3 separate regions of the Homo sapiens genome follow, and all the other regions are linked to region 3. Evidence: chromatin contacts called from ENCODE Hi-C or POLR2A ChIA-PET data. All regions are on one chromosome and are shown on one strand. Each heading gives the region's core, a stretch centred on a gene start or an enhancer-like site at or near the end of the contact. The rest is flanking DNA. Distances are from core to core; before and after follow the strand shown. Region 1 holds the start of LINC01987 (long intergenic non-protein coding RNA 1987). Region 2 has its middle 15 kb from the start of LINC01973. Region 3 holds the start of SNHG20 (small nucleolar RNA host gene 20).

The links. A loop is a pair of places that touch in the nucleus more often than their neighbours do. ChIA-PET counts read pairs that join two places held with the same protein, here RNA polymerase II (POLR2A). Pooled maps may share reads with other maps.
Region 1: a loop to region 3 is called in a map of OCI-LY7, with 4 times the contacts of the local background. The contact joins the promoter of LINC01987 here to the promoter of SNHG20 in region 3. A Hi-C loop is called at or near these places in 1 of 168 maps with a recorded cell type or tissue (OCI-LY7).
Region 2: a map of OCI-LY7 shows a loop between it and region 3 (4-fold over the local background). The contact joins the enhancer-like site here to the promoter of SNHG20 in region 3. A Hi-C loop is called at or near these places in 1 of 168 maps with a recorded cell type or tissue (OCI-LY7), 1 of 37 single-sample maps with no recorded cell type and 3 of 50 pooled maps. POLR2A ChIA-PET finds 5 or more read pairs at or near these places in 3 of 52 experiments (CD8-positive, alpha-beta T cell, K562 and activated CD4-positive, alpha-beta T cell).

What each region holds. Positions count from the first base shown.
Region 1 is chr17:77,727,056-77,731,523 of GRCh38, forward strand. It overlaps LINC01987 (long intergenic non-protein coding RNA 1987), which reads right to left and starts at 1,504. Exons shown (of 2, transcript NR_104134.1): 1 at 1,355-1,504.
Region 2 is chr17:77,867,171-77,871,173 of GRCh38, forward strand. No RefSeq gene overlaps it. Among named protein-coding and RNA genes, the nearest start is that of LINC01973, 15 kb to the right of the region's middle. RefSeq lists an enhancer at 2,412-2,501. Within about 2 kb of position 2,626, at least 8 of the 41 ENCODE cell types and tissues checked have a DNase peak (open chromatin) inside an H3K27ac peak, as active enhancers do; they include CD8-positive, alpha-beta T cell and OCI-LY7, where a contact is called at or near this core.
Region 3 is chr17:77,085,416-77,089,962 of GRCh38, forward strand. It overlaps SNHG20 (small nucleolar RNA host gene 20), which reads left to right and starts at 3,228. Exons shown (of 3, transcript NR_027058.1): 1 at 3,228-3,534; 2 at 3,738-3,856. MIR6516 (microRNA 6516) reads left to right here and starts at 4,002; the gene lies at 4,002-4,082. It also overlaps a transcript of SEC14L1 not described here and SCARNA16. RefSeq lists enhancers at 2,634-3,833, 3,100-3,409, 3,330-4,264, 3,600-3,709.

The DNA.
Region 1 (4,468 bases), core at 254-2,753, 640 kb after region 3:
CTTCCTCTAGATCCTAGACTGGAACCTCCTTGGTCATGGGGGAATCGGGGTCTAAGGAGTCTGCGGGGGGAAGTACTGTCCCGCCGCCCCACCCCGTCCCACTCCCCCCGCCCTTCTCCTTGCCCTTTCTGTTGCTATTGCCTGCGTTGGTTTGCATGCCGTTTTGCTTGTGGTCTCCATAGCAACAACTACCAAATGGCCTATGGATAATAGGGGGACTCTCGGGGTGGGAGGGGATCCCGATGAGGCATTTGACTTTAAAAAATGGAAACGGTGATTCTGCCGCAGGCCTGGCACGGATGGTCACCCTTCTCTGCCCATCATCACTCAAGCCCCTCAGTCCCCCTCACCCAAGGGCCTGCCTCCACCTTGGCTGGGGGAGGGCAGGGAGGCCGCAACCTGCAAGAACAATGGAAAGGCCGGAGGGAAGCTGAGGGGCCAGAGAGGGACAGGAGCATGGAGGGCAGCCAGGAGCCTCTGCAACTATCTCCATCTCATGGTAAAAATCTCTAGTCAGAGTCTTCTCTGTTGTCCAGCTTCGTTTCGTGTCTCACCACTTCCTTCCACCCTTCCCAGAATCCCTTTCTCTCTCTCTCTCTCTCTCTCTCTCTCTCTCTCTCACACACACACACACACACACACACACACACACACACACACAGAAGCGTTGCTTCATGTCTTGGGGCCTGGCTTCTAGGTCCAATGTCCTGGGAAATAAGTCTCTAATTGTTTCCATGTGTCCCGCCCTGAGCTGTTTACAACAGGCATTCATAGCCCTGGACCTCGAGCCCTGGTGAGGCCACAGGGTCAGCACAGGGATGGTTCCCATTTGAAGATGACCAAACTGATGTGAAGGGCAGAGGGAGGGACCCAGGCCTCCCCCAGCCCCGAGTGTCTTCCACAGTGAGCTGGAAACCTGTTCTCAAGTCTAAATATTTTACATTTTATCTGGACTAGACTTTCCCCATTTTATTTATTTTCAAAGCATTTTCCCAGATAGTGTCTCTTGTCTATTCCCACGGCTCCGTGAGTTCAGGAGATCGACCCTGGACGGGGCTCCTGCCCACGCCTCGGACTCTGCAATCCTTGGCAGCGACAACCGGAGAGCATGGTGAGAGTGTGGTGGGGAGAATATGCCATAAAAAACAGAAGACAGAAACCAAACACATTGCCTGGGGAGCAGGAACAAACCCCGATCGTTCCCTCAACAGATGAAACATCTGAAGCCCAGAGAGCTTAGGCAGTTTTCCTGAGCATGTCTGGACACACACACACACACACACACACAGAGCTTCCATTAGCAACAGATGTCACAAAAGGACAGGCGCCACCTGACGATAATCTTTCTACTCACCACTGTCCCCTGTAGGAAGGATTCTCCAGGCTTTTCACAGTCAGGCTAGTTGTTAAAATGTTTACATTCATGGGGTGGGAGAAGACCTGGTCAGGTTTCAAGGTGCGGGCAGAGTGGGCCTACCCATCAAGAGTGGTACACAGCGTGCTGAATGAAGCCCAGCTGGGCTTAGGTTAGGGCAGGGGAAGCCCAGACCCAGCCCTCTGCCTGTTTTGTAAATGGCATCATTGGAGCACAGCCATGCCCATTTGTTTGTGTACAGTACACTGCTGCTTGCAAGCTGCAACAGCAGTGTGGCTCACAAAGCCTACAAGATTTACTATCTGTCCCTTTAAGACAAAGTTTGCTGACCCCTTGTTTAAGGGATTAATCCCAAGAATGTTCTCAGGTTCATTTTTTTTCTTTCCCATGCAACAGAGTCATATGGTCATCCAATTCCTATCTGTCAATCACTATTGTAAGGGAACCATTTATTTAAGGACAGTTGATTGAACCCCTGTTATGTGTTAAGCACCCGAACAACCCAAAACACACATAGAAGGAACACGACGTCCCTCAAGGGGCTCACAAAATCCCAAGTGATGGTAGCCAAACACAGGCACAGGGTACAACAAGGACGATGGTGACTGATCCAGCGTAGGCTGGGGCTGCAGTGGTAAAGGTGGAGAAAGGCTGGAGAAGTTAGGGACTGTTTTCTGCTGAAGGAGACAACTTACTAAGTTTTAAAGAGCCACTAGCTCATGTCAGAGAAGGATCTGAAGCCATATGATTTGGAAAGAACATGAGTGCATTCGGTTTTGGGTATGTGGAGTTTGGGGTGCTGGTGACATACCCGGGTGGAGATGATTCAAATGTTTTGTTATGTGTAGGGGTCCAGAATTCAGGAGAGAGAGAATCTGGGCTGGAGATGTAGAGTTAGGGGTATATAGTTGGTGTGGTAGGGATGCTGCCTTCTTGGTGATAAAAGCCTTAACCAAGAGGTAGAAATAATTTTCTCTTCCTGTGAGCAATTCTAACAGCTTGCCTTTACTGCTCTAAAGATATTATGGCACTTTGCATTTCAATTTGTATGTAGTTGGTATCTCTCTCCATTGAACTGTAAACAACAGAGACTTTGGCCATGATGGAGTAAGCATTTATTATTCCACCCTAAATAACTAAAAATAGACCAACTATATACAACAATTTTCAGACATTGGACCGCAGGTGTCACAGAAGTGTAATCTCTGACAGAGGAGAAGCAAATGAGGTGAGACCCACAAGTGCCCCAGCTGACAACCTGGAGAGAGTTTCCACGCCACCATACAGGTAAGTGGAAACCACACAGTGTTCAGTGGCTTCACTGAATTAAGGAGATAGTGTTTAGGGTGTGGGGAGGCCAAGGCAGCTAACATTTGTAGGGCAGAGCCCTGGAGAGGAGAGAGCTGCACACAGAAAGAGAGGACTCTAGAGATCTGCAGACGACTCACTTAAGGCCTTCGGCTGAATATTGATCAGTGCATGCATATGAGAAAATTACTAAGGCTGTGGAAAAGGAAAGTAGCAGATAGAAGAACCCCAGGAGCTCACAAAGGCTGGAGAATATCTTACATGCCCAACAGCCAGTGGAAAGACCTCCTCACCCAGGAAATACCAAGCAGAGTCCTCAGAAAGGCATTGCTTCAGAAGAGGGACTAAATTAGCCCTAGACTAAAGGTTGTTCTAAACGTGTGAAACAAAGCTTAAAAGTAATACTTGAAGAAAAATCAGATTGTTTCCAAGTAACTTAACTATGAACTAGAAAAAGAGTACGAATATATTTAAAGGAATAATTAGAGGAATTAACAATGTCTGGCATCCAATTAAAAATTAGCAGACATGCAAAGAAGCAGGAACTAGGCTCTACAGCCAGAAGAAAAGCAGTTCATAGAAACAAACCAGTAAATGACAAAGATCATAAGTTTAGTACACAAGGGCCTTAAAGCAACTATTATAAAAATAATGTATATGTTCAAGAAAGTAGAGGTAAACATAAACATGATGAGAGAAATAGAAGATAACATATATATTTTAAATCTAAATAAAACTTTTAAAAGTAAAAAGAAAACTGAGATGAAAAATATTGTGGATGGGATCAACAACAGATTAGACACAGAAGAAGAAGGAATAGTTAAATTGAAGACATAAGAATAGAAACAATTCAAAAGGAACTTTAGGGAGAAAAATAATTGAAAAAATAAACAAAACATTAGTGAAGTGCAGGACAACATCAAACAATGTAATGTATGTATAGTTAACATCCCAGAAGGAGCAGAGAGAGAGAGAAAAGGACAGAAGAAAATTAATGACAAAAAATTTAATATGTGATGAAATCAATAAACCACAGATCCAAGAAAATCAATGAAGCTCAAGACAAGAAAACATGAAGAAAACCACACCAAGCCACCACATAATCAAATCATGAATAACCAGTAATAAAGAAAAAAACCTTGAAAGCAGCCAAAGAAAAAAGGATGGATAAATAAATTATGTTTATCTAATAATAAATACACAGGAAAAATATAAAAATGACAGCAGACTTCTCATCAGAAACAACACAAATCATAAGACATTGGAGCTAAAGTTCAGAAAGGGTGAGCAAATATCAATTTAAAACAATACCTTGTGAAAATAGCTTTTTAAATGAAGGTAAAATGGAGAATTTTCCAGGCATAAACAGAAATAATTTATTACCAGCAAACAAGCACCATACAAATTTTTTAAGGAAGTCCTTCAGGTAGAAGGAAAATGATATCAGATGGAAATTTATATCTACACAAAGGAATCAAAGATATCAGAAATGGAAAATATTTGCAAAATATAAAAATAACAATTTTCTTATGTTTTAAATCTCTTTAAAAGATAACCAAGACAAAAATAACAACAATAACAAGATATTGGAGTTTATCACATACTTTTGAGATTCATACATGCTGTTTCACATATCAACAGTTTGCTATTTTTATTGCTGAGTAATATTCCAATCTGTGAATATACCATAATTTGTTTATCCATTCACTAGTTGATGGAAGCTTTAGATGTTTCCAGTTTGCAGCTGTAATGAACAAAGCTGCTGTAAATATTCACATACAGTTT
Region 2 (4,003 bases), core at 1,376-3,875, 780 kb after region 3:
TGGTGAGCCAGGATCACGCCATTGCACTCCAGCCTGGGCAACAAGAGCAAAACTCCATCTCAAAAAATAGTAACAGTAAATTACACACAGTGCACATTTCATTGTGTGTCTATTAACCATGCCTTTTATTTTCTGCATTCTGATGCTTTGACATCTTGGGGCCTTCCGGACCCTGGTGGGACTGCCCCCTCCCAGGGTTAGGTAATTTCTAAATGTAGCAAACAGCTCACCTTCTAAAGGGCCTTTCATATGCAAACCAACCAGTCCAGAGCCGACACCCCAGCCACCTCCTTTATCAGGCTCTGTCACTCTGGGCCACTATGCACCTGCCCTGATCACCCCAGGGCCAAGTGCCAGACATCTTGGGACAACCCCTATCCCCAGAGCCCTCTGAAACTATTCAAACTAGCAATCCTAAACCTGGTTACCCCACCCAGTCCTTCCCATGGAAACCACAGGAAAGGCTCCTGCCGGGCTCTACTTCCCTCTGCCTCTGGCCAGCCCTGGTGCTTCCCCGTGTGGCCTGCATGGTGTGGTCTGGGCCTTTCTCGAGGCTGTGAGTAATAAACTGTCTTGTCCATTGCCTGGTCCATTAGCCATATCAGACCTAAATAACAACAGCACCTACATTTTAAACAGCACTGACCTAGGACCGACACAGGGTGAGGCGCTGGACAAGTTATCCACCCGGGACTCTCGTTTTGAAGGTGAGCTTAGCTTGGTTTTCAGGGCAGCAGCAGCAGCTCCTAAATTGAAGGATTTTCAGCCTGTGGAGTAGCCATGAGACCCATGCTCTCTGGGAGTCCTGGACTGTGGGAGTAGGGATGGAGCCCACCCCGTTTACTCCCCAGGTGAATGAACTGAGGTCCAGAGAGGGGAGGATTTGCCCGAAGTAGCCAAGCTCACTAGCAGCCCATCTTGCACTTGGCACGTGTGGGAAGCCAGAGAAGCTGGGCACAGCTCAGTGTCTCATACCCTCTGCCATCCCTGGAGGGGTGAGGCTCAGACACCCACTGCCGACACAGACACCCAATTTCAGTCAAGCCCCCAGACCCCCAGCCTACCCATGGCAAGGACGTTCCAGCCAAGTTGCCTTTCTTCCTGTTCCTCGGTATCCTGTCCTCCTATCCGGGCCTCACCTGACCTCAGTGCCACCCAGGGCCCCAGCCCTCCAGTTCAGGAGGGCTCGAGACCTGCAGATAGGATCTTAGCACTGACACGTCAGAGGGTCCCCCGATGCACACGAGCCACCTCCCCTCCCTCACCGCTGCTGCGGGGCAAAGCCAAGCAGATGCTCTTAGCAGAGTGGCCCTGGGATGCCTTGGGAGGCACAACTGGTAGCTGCGTGCAGCTCAAAGCTGGAGCCACCTCCAATGCCCAGAGGAGGCTGGCCAGAGGGGCGAAGAGGAAACCAGGCTGTCACGTCAGGTCAAGTGATACATTCGGTGGTGGCCTGACCCCAGCCGGCTTGGGGAGGAAGCTTTGGGACCCGGACTCTCATGCCCAGACTCTGTGTGTGTGTGTGTGTGTGTGTGTGTGTGTACACGCGCATGTGCGTCTGTATGCACATACGTGTGTGTGCATACACGTGTGTGTGTGTGTGTGTGTGTGTGTGTGTGTGTGTGTGTGTGTGTAGGGGCAGAGTGGAGCTCTCCCTAAAAGTTCTTCTTAAATAGATAATGTTTATCAAGAAGTACCCAGACCAGCAGCGGGAAAAATACTTAATAACCACTTAAGTAAACAGCAAGATTGGCAGGAACCATTTTTCAAGAGAAAAGAGCTGGGAGAAGGCTGCCAAGCGATGGATGGAAAGTATAATAAATTCCACGTCACTGCAGAGGCTCTGGCTCTCCAAGGCACTCTGGGCCCATATCTGTCGCTAAGGCTCTGATGGGCCGGCACAGGACACTTCATCATCTTACTACTTTGACATATCACATCCCAAAAGGTGGTGCTGGGCTTGGGATGTGGTGGCTGTTCTTCCCAAACCACTGGGAGTTTGGAGAGTTCTGTGTCTGTGGAAGGGGAGCTGCGTCGAGCTCGCTGGGGCTGTGGCACCAGGAGGAAAGAGCATTTTCCAGGAGCCAGTGTCCCAGGCAGAGGATGGGAGGTGGCCTTAGGTGATGGCATATGAAGAGGGCCGTTCCTCCTCCTTCATGCAAGGATCATGCAGCTGGCCCTAAGCCAGCCTCCAGGCACTCTGGCCAAGCCTCATGTGCCCTTCCCCTTCCCCAGTAGTTCCCAGCGTGGGGCAAACAGTTCTGTCTTCTCAAGACCCAGGCGACGTGTCTCCTTTGCAGATGCTTCAGAATCCGGAGCAAGAACTCTGCAGAATGAGGCAGCTGAAGTGCCCCAGTGGAACCTCATTCTGCAGACCTAGCCCAGGGGAGGTTACCGGGCAGGCAGCTTCACAAACCCACACACAAGCAAAGGGATGTTTTATTTGAGACCACGAGGCCATGGTGATTCCCAACTCACCAATCCATGCTCCGGCACTGACCTGCTGTGTGAACTCAGACGAGCCCCTTAACCTCTCCTCCACCTCAGGTGTTCTCCCCCGTCAAATGCAATTCACAGTTTTAGCTCTGCCGGCCCCGCCAGGCTGTGGGCAGATCAGGTGAGAAAAAGGGATGTGAAAGCAAGTTTGTGAACGGCACAGCACGGAGCAAAGGCAGGACACTGTCACTTCCCATCATGGGTGCTGAACACAGAGCCACACCCCTGCCAGCCTCAGGCCGGGGTGCCCAGCCTCCCCCAAAAAGCTGCATCACAGGGCTCTCCCAAGCCCTTATTTGCATTTAGCTCCCCTCTGTGGTCCTCCCTGCAGTGGCTGAGGATGGTAATAATGACAGTAGCTGAGCTTCGTTGAGTGTGTTGCACAACAGCGCATTGCACTCTCCCAGCAACCCCGTTTTTCAGATGAGGAAGCTGAGGTGTAGAGAAGGTAAGAAATTGGCCAAAGTCAGAGTGAACGAGCAGTGAGGCTGGGTGTCCGCCTCGGATCTGTCCGGCAGCCCCTGGGCTGGGTTTCTCAGGCATTGGCCCTCCAGCTTGGTGATTTTTGCCAGCGTTGTGCCCACCCTGGACTATGATGTATAATATTGTGTGTGTATGTATTAGGTATAGTCATTTATTCAACACATTTTTATTGAGGACCTAATATATGTGCCAGGCATCACTCTGGCGTTAGACATAGGTAGTAAACCAAATGGACAAAAATACCTACCCATGTAGGGCTTTTTATTTTTTGAGACAGGGTCTTGCTGTGTCACCCAGGCTGGAGTGCAGTGGTGCAATCACGGCTCACTGCAGCCTCTGCCTCTGAGCTCAAGTGATCCTCCCACCTCAGCCTCCAAAGTACCTGGGACTACAGGTGCATACCGCCATGCCCACCTAGTTTTTGTTTTGTTTTGTTTTGTTTTTTTTGTAGAGACAAGTTTCACCATGTTCCCCAGGCTGGTCTCAAACTCCTGGGCTCAAAAGCAATCCGCCTACCTCAGTCTCCCAAAGTGCTGGGATTACAGGTATGAGCCACCCCTCCTGACCATGAACCTACTCACTTTTGAAGTAACGTTTATTTTCAGTCTGGGTATGGTGGCCTATAATCCCAGCACTTTGGGAGGCCAAGGCAGGTGGATCACTTGAGGTCAGGGGTTCAAGACCAGCCTGGTTAATACGGCCAAACCCCGTCTCTACCAAAAATACAAAAATTAGCCAGGTGTGGTGGTGCTCGCCTGTAGTCCCAGCTACTTGGGAGGCTGAGCCACAAGAATCACTTGAACCTGGGAGGTGGAGGTTGAAGTGAGCTGAGATCCTGCCACTGCCCTCCAGCCTAGGTGACAAAGGGAGACTCTGTCTCAAAAGAAAAAAATAATAATAATAACATTGATTTTTAAAAGACAAGTTCATGTCGCTACTACAAATGAAAATCCAGCATTGGATTTTCTGATCCTGTAAACATAAATAACATTAGAAATCAAGGTCAGCAAAGTCTAGCTGAGTG
Region 3 (4,547 bases), core at 1,978-4,477:
GGAGTGCAGTTGCACAATCTCAGCTCACTGCAACCTCCGCCTCCTGGGTTCAAGTGATTCTCCTGCCTCAACCTCCCGAGTAGCTGGGACTACAGGCGCCTGCTGCCATACTCGGCTAATTTTTGTATTTTTAGTAGAGACGGGGTTTCACTGTGTTGGCCAGGCTGGTCTTGAACTCCTCACCTCAAGTGATCCACCAGCCTCGGCCTCCCAAAGTGTTGGGATTACAGGTGTGAGCCACCATGCCCGGCTTCCCTATGCTTTCTTTTTTGTCTTTTTCTTTTCTTTCTTTCTTTTTTTTTGAGATGGAGTTTCGCTCTTGTCACCCAGGCTGGAGTGCAATGGTGCGATCTCTGCTCACGGCAACCTCCCCTTCCTGGGTTCAAGCAATTCTCCTGCCTCAGCCTCCTGAGTAGCTGGGACTACAGGCACCCACTGCCACACTCAGCTAATTTTTGTATTTTTAGTAGAAACAGGGTTTCACCATGTTGGCCAGACTGGTCTTGAACTCCTGACCTCAGGTGATCCACCTGCTCAGCCTCCCAAAGTGCTGGGATTATAGGCATGAGCCATCATGCCTGGCCTCTCACCACATTCTCTCTGGCAGCAGTGCCAGGACCTGCTGGCAGGGTCTGTGATGTAGCAAGCATCTGGCCAGGAAGGAGATGTGTATCTCTGTTTCCTGCAGCCCTCCCAGCTCCGGGGGATTCATCCTCTCTCGTCTGGGGAGGTGGGGGCAAAGGTTCCTGCTGCAGACCTCATCTTCCCGATAAGGCTGAGGATGCTGACAACACCCTGCCTTTAGAGAGAACAGCCCCACTCAACAGAGACCAGATGTGTTCATCGAAAGGTGTGTAACAAATAGCCCAGGGGACACAGGATATGTCAAACAATTGGCACCGGAGAGCATGTGAGAAGAAACTGTCACCTGGGACCAGAGCTGGCTTCAAAGGGCAGGTGTGCTCTGCTGGAGTGCGGATGCGCGGAGTGTCTGGGAGCTGGGCTGGGCAGAATGGCTGGAGCAGGGGTCTGTGTGGGCACCAAGGTGATGAAAGGCGGTCAGATCAACAGGGCCAGGACAGGTAAGGGTGATTTGTTGAGTTTTGTTTTTTCCTAATGAAGCAGAAATGGAAAAAGAGGGGGAAAGCAATCGTGTGGACTCTATCCTGCAGGTCAGACAGGCAGCCCCGGAGAAGACCTGCTAGGTGCACGGCTGGCTTGTTTCTAACATCACCTGTGGTCAGCAGCGCCACCAAGAGCCACCACCAGGGGGCAGAGGTAGGGCCATGTAGTAGACGCCTGTAGTTTTCGCCTGTCCAGGACGCCTTCACCCCTGCTTCCTTTGAGAAAAGTCCCTCTCCCACTCCAAGTGGTACTGACGGGGATCACCCACACAAAAGAAACCTGGAGGCTCCCCTCCTGGGGCACCCGGCTTCTGCTCCAACCAGGTGAGCCCAATGCCTGCCTGAAGCCACTTGCGTTGTTTACAAACCTGTTTACTCCAGTTAAGCTGATTATACAATTATATCCTTTCATTCTTATGTAAACTCATGAAATATGGTAAAACAAAACAGAACTGTAGCTCCTCCATCAAAACAAAAATGTAAGTTAAATATTTCCAAGTTAATAAAACTAACAGTATGTATTGTTGAATGTGAGTGAGACAACTCAAAGACATTGTGAAGGAGGTGCGGTCATAAAAATCTCGCTCTGTCACCCAAGCTGGAGTGCAGTGGCACGGTCTTTATTTTATTTTATTTTATTTTATTTTTTGAGACGGAGTTTCTCTGTTGTTGCCCAGGCTAGAGTGCAATGGCGCAATCTCGGCTCACCGCAACCTCCACCTGCCTGGTTCAAGCAATTCTCTTGCCTCAGCCTCCCAAGTAGCTGGGATTACAGGCATGCACCACCACGCCTGGCTAATTTTTTGTAATTTTAGTAGAGACGGGGTTTCTCCATGTCGGTCAGGCTGGTCTCAAACTCCCGACCACAGGTGATCTGCCCGCCTTGGCCTCCCAAAGTGCTGGAATTACAGGGTCGAGCCACCATGCCTGGCCTCAGTGGTGCAGTCTTGGCTCACTGCACCCTCCGCCTCCTGGGTTCAAGCGATTCTCCTGCCTCAGACTCCCAAGTAGCTGGGATTACAAGTGTGTGCCACCACACCTGGCTAATTTTGTATTTTTAGTAGAGATGGAGTTTCACCAGGTTGGTCAGGCTGGTTTCGAACTCCCAACATCAAGTGATCCATCTGCCTCGGCCTCCCAAAGTGTACCTGGCCTTTTTTTTTTAATGGTTATTTCTTGGTGATATGTTAAACAAGGGGTGGATTATTCATGCCTCCCCTTTTTAGACCATGTAGGGTAACTTCCTGACGTTGCCACGGCATTTGTAAACTGTCATGGCGCTGGTGGGCGTGTACCAGTGAGGGCAACCAGAGGTCACTCTCATAGCCATCTTGGTTTTGGAGGATTTTGGCCGTCTTCTTTACTGCAGCCTGTTTGATCAGCAAGGTCTTTATGAGCTGTATGACCTAGCAATGCATCCAAGTAGGTCTCAGCTTTATTTTACCCAGCCCCTATTCAAGATGGAGTTGCTCTGGTTCAAACGCCTCTGAGACAAGGTCCAGCAATTCTTCCTTGGTTGTGGGATTAGACTCAGAGCAAGATTCCTGTTCGTTGCTTCCTGTGCCCACAGACAGTGAACTGTCGGGAATCTACCAGGTCTTTTGGAGCAATAGGCTTTTCAGGGGGTATCCCAATAGGCCAGGACGGCCTGCATCTTCACGTAGCCCCTCTGCTCTTGAGCTTTCTCCTTCCTGCCACCTGGGGTGGTGGAAAGGGCATTGGGTTTGGAGCAGAAATGACTTAGGTGTGAACCCAGCTCTGCCACTTCCTGGCCGGCTGTGCTTGGAAAAGTAACCAAGCATCTCCGGAGCGCCCCACTTCTCATCTACAAGACAGGAGTGGTCTTTGCACTTAATTCAGAGGGTTGCATGAGGAGTAGAGAGATAATGCTTTCACGGCTCCAGGAACCCAGCGGGCTTTCAAGAAATGGGATGTTCCTTCTGATTCCCTCGCTCCAGGGCCCTCCCCTCTGGCCCAGGCTCTAGTCCCCATTAATCACACCGCGCGGGCTGCGACCCCTTTAAGTCCGGCTTGGATGACCCAGATCCAAAGTCATCGACTCTCTAGCTGCTATCTCTATGGTAAGTTATCACTTCCGGCCGGAAGTTGCTGACGGAGCTACTTCCGCCCAGGGGAGTGGGAAGTAAGTGGAGACACGTGCTTTGGCCTGTTGGAGGGGAAACCCGCTCTCGCCTCCTGGTGGTCGCCGACTCGCAGTCCGCAGGATGACTCAGGGCAGCCCTGACCACAGTTCCGCCGCCATCGGCCCTAGCCTGCGGAATTGGGCTCGCCCCGGGACGATAACAGAGCTCTGCCGGGGGCTGGAGGCACTGACCGGGTGACCAGAGACCCAGAGACCAGACCCCCTCCACGGCGCCCGGGATTTCGGGGACGGCTTCTCCCATCGCAAGTAGGGCTTGGACGGGAGGCGACAAAAGAGAACTTGGTCCGCACACAGCCACCGAAATTGGAATGAGGAGCTGTAGGGAGGCCCCGTAGCCAGCAGAAAAGCATTGGGGTCCCTGGCTGGGTTAGCCCAGGTTTCTAGGAGTGTGGTAAGCGTCGAATGACTTTTGTCCTTTTAAAGCACATTATGTTACTTTTTCCCCCAAGGTTTCAACAGAAAATGAGAAATATCCCCCGACGATTGGCTGAAAACATGCAGCAACCACTATTTTCTTCCTGCCCCTCGTTGATGAGAGCATTCGAAGTGACCTCAGCAGGGCATCCAGGTATGTCAAGCATGGTGACAAAGTGTTCAGGTCAGACGGTCTGGGGAAAGGCTCCTGTGTTGTTGAGCCTGCCAAGTTGTGGGTGCAGCATGGTACCAGGCAGCCCAACCCTGACCTAAAGTAAATTCCCGGAAGAAGTCTTTCCTGGGTTTTGAATTTGCAGTAACAGGTGTGAGCATTCTAGCAGCAGTTTGATGATCATGTATGATACTGCAAACAGGACCTACGTTTAAAGAAAATGGTTGTAGTTAGTATCAGAGAGCCCTTGCTTTTCAAAACTTCATAAACAATGTTACTGTCATGTCTTTCATTCAATAAACATTTGTTGATACATTGGCCTGACATCATGTTAAATGTTACGGATACAGAGATGAAGAAAACAGTCATGGCCCTTGTTCTCTGGGAACTACAACCCAGTTAGGGAGACAAGGTTAAATGATCACACTTAAGAGGGCATAATTCAGCCAGGTGCAGTGGCTCATGCCTGTAATCCCAGCACTTTGGGAGGCCGAGGCGGGTGGATCACCTGATGTCAGGAGTTCGAGACCAGTCTGGCCAACATGATGAAACCCCATTTCTACTAAAAATACAAAAAATTAGCTGGGCATGGTGGCATGTGCCTGTAATCCCAGCTACTCAGGAGGCTGAGGCAGGAGAATCGCTTGAACCCAGGAGGTGGAGAGGTTGCAGG